Linked DNA regions of Mus musculus: region 2 is linked to region 1. Evidence: chromatin loops called from intact Hi-C (ENCODE). Cell type or tissue: heart. All regions are shown on one strand. Each heading gives the region's core, and the rest is flanking DNA. Links, peaks and the distances in the headings are about the cores only.

Evidence for each region. Peaks named below come from ENCODE experiments on the same cell type or tissue, not always from the same donor. Only the 100,000 strongest peaks of a DNase experiment are listed, where the experiment ranks them.
Region 2: it touches region 1 in a loop (2.1-fold over the local background); 3 of 42 quality-filtered maps call a loop at or near these places.

The regions. Positions count from the first base shown.
Region 1 is chr17:73,240,179-73,243,090 of GRCm38, forward strand. It overlaps Lclat1 (lysocardiolipin acyltransferase 1), which reads left to right. Exons shown (of 6, transcript NM_001177967.1): 6 at 1-2,912. The coding sequence ends at 42. Among named protein-coding and RNA genes, the nearest start is that of E330032C10Rik, 9.4 kb to the right of the region's middle. In heart, for the core only: no CTCF peak of the experiment used is centred there; a DNase peak (open chromatin) is centred at 1,103.
Region 2 is chr17:73,295,698-73,298,609 of GRCm38, forward strand. No RefSeq gene overlaps it. Among named protein-coding and RNA genes, the nearest start is that of E330032C10Rik, 46 kb to the left of the region's middle. In heart, for the core only: a CTCF peak has its summit at 1,420 (motif pointing left); no DNase peak of the experiment used is centred there; H3K4me3 peaks cover 311 bases; H3K27ac peaks cover 296 bases.

The sequences.
Region 1 (2,912 bases), core at 144-2,643:
TTACACAAGCACCCACATTTAAATTCAAAGAAAAATGAGTAAGATGGCGGCGTTCATGTGAAAACCTAGGGTTGTCACGGGAATGTCAGTCTTTGTAAACTGAGACGAGTTTTGCATGACTATGTCAAATGTTTCTTACTATCATCATTTTTTGTTAAAGGTATTTTGCACTTAATTTTATGGGGGAAATATTGCTATGGTTTCTTTAAAATCTCTGAATGTAATTCCAATGCTGAGTATGTAGCAGGGGTCAATCGCTGTGAATTACTAGGGTCAGAGTATTACAAACAATCACTAAGCTGTCAAGACAAAATGCAAGCTTTTCTGAAAGGACCAACCTGTTTCTGACAGACTTTTGGCTCAGAGGTAGCCTTGGCACCATGAACACCAGCCCCAGTGTATCTAAGCAGGTAGTAGTCTGCCTCCCCCGCAGGACACAGTCCATTCTTTAATTCTTTTACACCAATCAAACGCAAAGGTGGACTTGCCTTGTCCTAAGCTGAGCCCCATTGGCAGGGAGCCCTCCATCACTGATAGTCTCTTGTGCTGAGTGAGGCAGGAAAAGACCCCCTTTCCTCGCCTGGAAATCACATCTGCACTCAGCTCAGGGAGCACCGTCAGGCTCTCCATTTGGCTTTTAAAAGACAGAAACTGGTGCAGCTTGCTTTTCACTCACACTCAGTCCTGCCTTCCTGATGGTCACCAGGGAGCGTCATCTGTAGCGTGGACTGGTTCATGTAAAGATGCATTAGAAAAACATCTGTAGTTCAGACAGAAACTGGAAGGCAGGTGTCTGTCCTATGCATGCAGGGTGTCTGCCTTCTGCCATTAGAGCTACAACAAACATGCCTGCAGACAGGATGGTGTAGCTAAAGCCCCCAAACCTTGATAACTTTACTCTTAAAACAAAAACTGCTAACTCAGAATGAGCTCTTTCAGTGATAGCAAGGACACACTCTCTCTTTTTAGTCATCTCTCAACAGTGACATTTAAACACACACTGACCTACTGTCTGCCAAATATTCCTATCATTTGGAAGCAGTGACAACATAGCAAACCAATAGCGAGCACGCAGTGTCCTGGGTAAGAGAATCCTTGTGGCCACTGTTTCCACTCCACTGAGCTGCATGCTCCCATCTGTGTCATGTGATTGGGGCAGGGACAGAGGCACATAGAAGCTTCCCCACCCCACCCCACCCCAGTATCCAACAGTCTCAGCAGCTCTTAACTGCCCTGTGTGCTCAGACAGAAATCTGCCTTTCCTAAGATGGCAGTGCGCATCTGTACCTGGTAAGGACTTCCTCATCTTGCCAAGCACACTGAGAAAGCCCCGTTGGGGACAGGACACCATCAGCATAGCGTGGTTAAGTCTGGCTTTTTGATGTTTGTGCATTTGTTAGTGGGAGAGTGCTAACTGGTGCCTCTGGAGAAACAAGCCAGCCCATGTTTAACTGCTCCATCAAAACTCACTTTAATCCTGCTGGGAACTTACTAATTAGTAGCTGTGCACACCTGCCCTCAACACAGCTGTTTGACTCCCTAGTTTTTAAGGTTACACACACACAACCCTCCCCCCACCCTTTTTTCTTTCCCTTAATGAGAAAGGCTTCCAATTTTAAGTTTCTCTGATGGATCACATTTAAATGTGGAAATAGCTAGCAATTTGTTGCCCAGGAAAAAGAGAAATGCTGTCATCTTTGCCCACAGTAGTTGGGCTCGGTTAACAGTGCTGTCCATCTCATTGGGCACCCACAGGCTCTCTGTCTCTTGTTCTTCCCTTCGCCCTCTTCTGATCATAGAAAACATTAAGGTAGAGAATACCTTAATTTTACTTTACCTACCCCAAATTCCTAATACAGCACTAAAACTAGAGAATGTGGACACTCTACTTGCTTTAAGAGGAATTTCTCCGGAGGGGGAAAATAAAAATAAACGTGTTTTTAAATTATAATTATTTGTTCTTACCTACACGTTTAACTGTATTAAAACTGTTTATTTAATTTAAAAAAATGCATATACACCTAATGCTTTTGAGCTTGGAACTGCTTTAAGTCAATACTTGAGCATCAGGCCTAAGCAGATGTGGCCTTGATGGTTGTCAGCCTAAGGAATGCCCCTGCCACACCTTCAGCCAGGGCTCAGCAGCTCAGCCAGGGCTCAGCAGCTCAGCCGTGCTCCAGCAGACTCTTTCCCTGCTCCCTGTGCAGGTGAGCTGAAGTGCTCGCAGCACTAGTTGGCTAGTTGATCCCATTGGAAGAGATTTTACATATAGTAGTTGTGGGTTATTTATAATGTGAACCATTTCACCCTAAAATATGAACCGATATAGAGGCTGGGTGATGAGTTCCCACATTGTGTGTCTTTGATGAAACAAACCCAGGGAATCCTAAACTTTAGTCAAGCAACATGGCGGGAGAGACTGAAAATGAAGTAGAAACATATCTATCTGCGAGAGCTTCTCACTTAAGACTCTCCCTAAAATCCTGCCTCTGCACGCCCACAGAACAAACCCGAGAAGGAAGCAGCGCCTTCCACTCGTGTTCTAATGGTGACCACGCCACACGCAGACCCTATGTTGGTATAAGTCTGAATTCTGCAGATTGGTTCCATTTCACCGGCTCTCAAGCCCAACAAAGAAGCTCTGGAACAGTCACAATAAGGACTAGCAGAGGGATCCTGTCGGTGTTAAACTGTTTACATTTCTTTATATACAATAATGTGCTTTCAGTGCCTTAGTTGTGGGTCCCTTTCTTTTTCCTGTTCTAAGAATTGTATACCGTGTTCTTAGATAAAGTCTCTCCTCGTCACTCACTAGGAGGAAAGTGGTGCCTCAATACCAGTGGGTCAGCGGTTGACTGAAACAAAACAAAACGCTATGTTGTAACATGGAGAAGGGAGCTCGGTGCTGAGCT
Region 2 (2,912 bases), core at 325-2,824, 56 kb after region 1:
TGGGGCTTGAACCAATTGAATTTTATTCTGCAGGGCTAGTCGGAGCCCCATTAATCTGTGGGTTACAAAATAGACTCCAACTGCCCAGCTTGCAAAGCCATCTGACTAGCTCCTTGTCTCTCTTTGTCTTAAAATCCCAGACCAGCTGCAGAGGCTGGTGGGGATGCAGGTGGTCCAGGCTCAGTGGCTGCCTCTCTAGTCCTGTCCCCTCACATCTCCCAAGGCATTGTGCTCCAAGCCCAGTGGTAGCTGCACTTTGATTATCTCTTCTATTCAAGGACCATATTGCAACTGCTGGTTTGGTCTAACAGGACCCCTGTATATTCAAATCAGTGATGGGCATAGAACATCCAGAAACTGCCTAGAAATTGCCCATGCCACTGTGTCTTTCAGCTTTTCAGGAGCTTGGTCCTTCAAGGTTCCACACTTCCCAAGGTGGAAAGGTAAGAGGTTGGTGGCAGTCCTCAAGGGATGCAAACAGTTGTGGATGCTTCAGGTTAGACACAGAGTTTTTAGTGGTGTGTTGCTGTGAAGAGACACCATGTCCAAAGCAACTCTTATCTAGGAAACACTGAATTGGGACTTGCTTACAGTTTCAGAGGGTTTGTCCATTTTCATTGTGGCAAGAAGCATGGTGGCCTGCAGGCAGACATGGTGCTAGAAAAGTACCCGAGACTTCTAAAGCCAGATCCCAAGGCCGCAAGAAGAGACACTGGTCCTGGCTTGAAACCTCAAAGTCTACGTTCAGTAGCACACTTCCTCCAATAAGGCACATGTTTGTACACGTGGCTGGCTCAGAGATTGCCCAGGAATATTTAGGATGAAGGGATTAGAGGTTGAGTTTCAAATGCTGTGGCTAAAGGGTTCAGTAAAAGAGGATGGTCAGCAGAGGGTTGGAGGGAATTTCCCACAATCCACTTTGGCTTTTGGCAAAGATTGCTTTGAGAATGGAAGAGATTCTCTTGGGGATTCAGGGGTTCAGCTTTCCTATGGTTCCTGCACCAAGCATCTCACAGGTGAGTGTCTTGAATGATGGGACATTTCCAGGAGCCTGGTCTCTAAGCTGTTCCATTCTGTCCTTCTGTCTTATTCTCCTCATTGGTGAAGGAGGATACTACATTCACAGAGAAGACCAGCATGGTGGGGGAAAAGTAGCCTGGCAGGCATCCTTGAAGACTGGACTTGCTTGGTTTCTGGTTCTCCCGGTCAGCAGCTCCTTCCATCAGTGACCCTTTTCATTCTTCATAAAGCCAAAGCACTTGAACTTCTGTTTGTGAGAAGTGCTTCCTATACCCCCAGCACAGTAAGAACCCAGCCAGCGGCCTTGTGGTTACTGTTGCTCTGGCTCCATCAGCATCTGCATCCTGGGAAGCAACAGCCTGACAAGAGATGCTCTGTTTCCGTGGCCCATGCTGCCATCTGGAGGTCATGGAGAAGGAAATATAAATAACCGAAGATGAAGAAAATTAAAGATATTGATCACACTCCTAGGTGTAGCATAATTATCTAGGCACAGACCTGAAACTTGCCATGATTCACCCCACCTAATGATTAGATTCAGAACCTCACTAGATAAAGCCACATCACCTCTGTCACTTGGTCTTTATGACCCAGCCAGATGGAGAGTTACCTCCTCCTCTCCTGAGATTAAGCACGACAAAATCCAGGATTGTTCAATGCCTTCCTAGGACCACACGGCCAATAAAAGACAGAGCTAGAGCTACGCTTCGAACCAAAGTTCACCGCTTAGCTGTAGTGAGAAGTTTGGGTTGTTTTAAATGACAGTTATGTTGTGGGGATATGTTTTTGTTTTAATCTCAGGTGTGGGATGTGGGGCTGCTTCAGTTTGTCCACAGCAGTTAATTAGGATTGTCTCATGCTGTGTGTGTGTGTGTGTGTGTTAGCTGCAGAGAGTTTAATTATGGGGATTCTGGAGTGGGTATAACGGGAGGGCACTAACAGGGCCTGAGGCAGCTTCTGCCCCCTTTGCCCCTTGATGGTCCGGCTGCTGCTGCCTCCCCCTCCCCTGATGGTCCCGCTGCCCCTTCCCCCTGCTGGTCCCGCTGCCACCCCCTGGTCCGGCTGTTGCTCCCTTTCTGGCTCCCCCCCACCCCCCGCCCCGCGCTGGTCCCGCTGCTGCTGTGCCCCACCCCCCGCAGGTCCCGCTGCTCCTCACCCCCCCCCCACGCTGGTCCCGTTGCTCCCCCCCCCCCGCACCCCCGCCCCCCCCGCCCCCCACCCCAGCTGCTGCTCATTCCTCCTGTTGCATTTGCTGGATTGCTGGCTTCCTGGATATTCTGCCGATGAAGATTGGATTTGTCTCTAGGAACCTGATGCCCCTAATCAGCAGGAGGTAGTCTAAAGAGCTCTATGTCCCCTTTCCTTTCTAACCTTCGTTCTCTCCGTCCTAGTGTTGGGGGTTGGAAGGGATTAGGGTGGAATAGGGGTTCCAGGCATAAGAAGCCAATAACATAGCTAAACCAAAAAGCCAACACTTGTCCCTCTATGTTATGGCTCCCCTGAAGAATCTCTGGATCCCTCTACAACAGTGATTCCCAACCAGTGGGTCACTACCCCTGTGAGTGACCCTTTCACAGGGTTGGTCACCTAAGACCAGGGAAAACATGATATTTACATCATGCTTCATAGTAGCAAAATTACAATTGTGAATTGGCATCAAAAATAATGTTATGACTGGTGGTCACCACGACCTAACTGTATTAAAGGGTCTCAGCTCTAGGAAGGCTGAGAACCTCTGCTCTACAGGATCTGGGCTAAGGGCATCTCCCAGGAAAGACAGGTGAGGCCAGAGAGGAAGACATGAGCAAAACTAAGATTTGTTGTCCAGGAAGCATCCACGCCTGCCCTGGCTTCATGTTGACCTCTTTGCAGAGACTGGAGATGGATCAGCG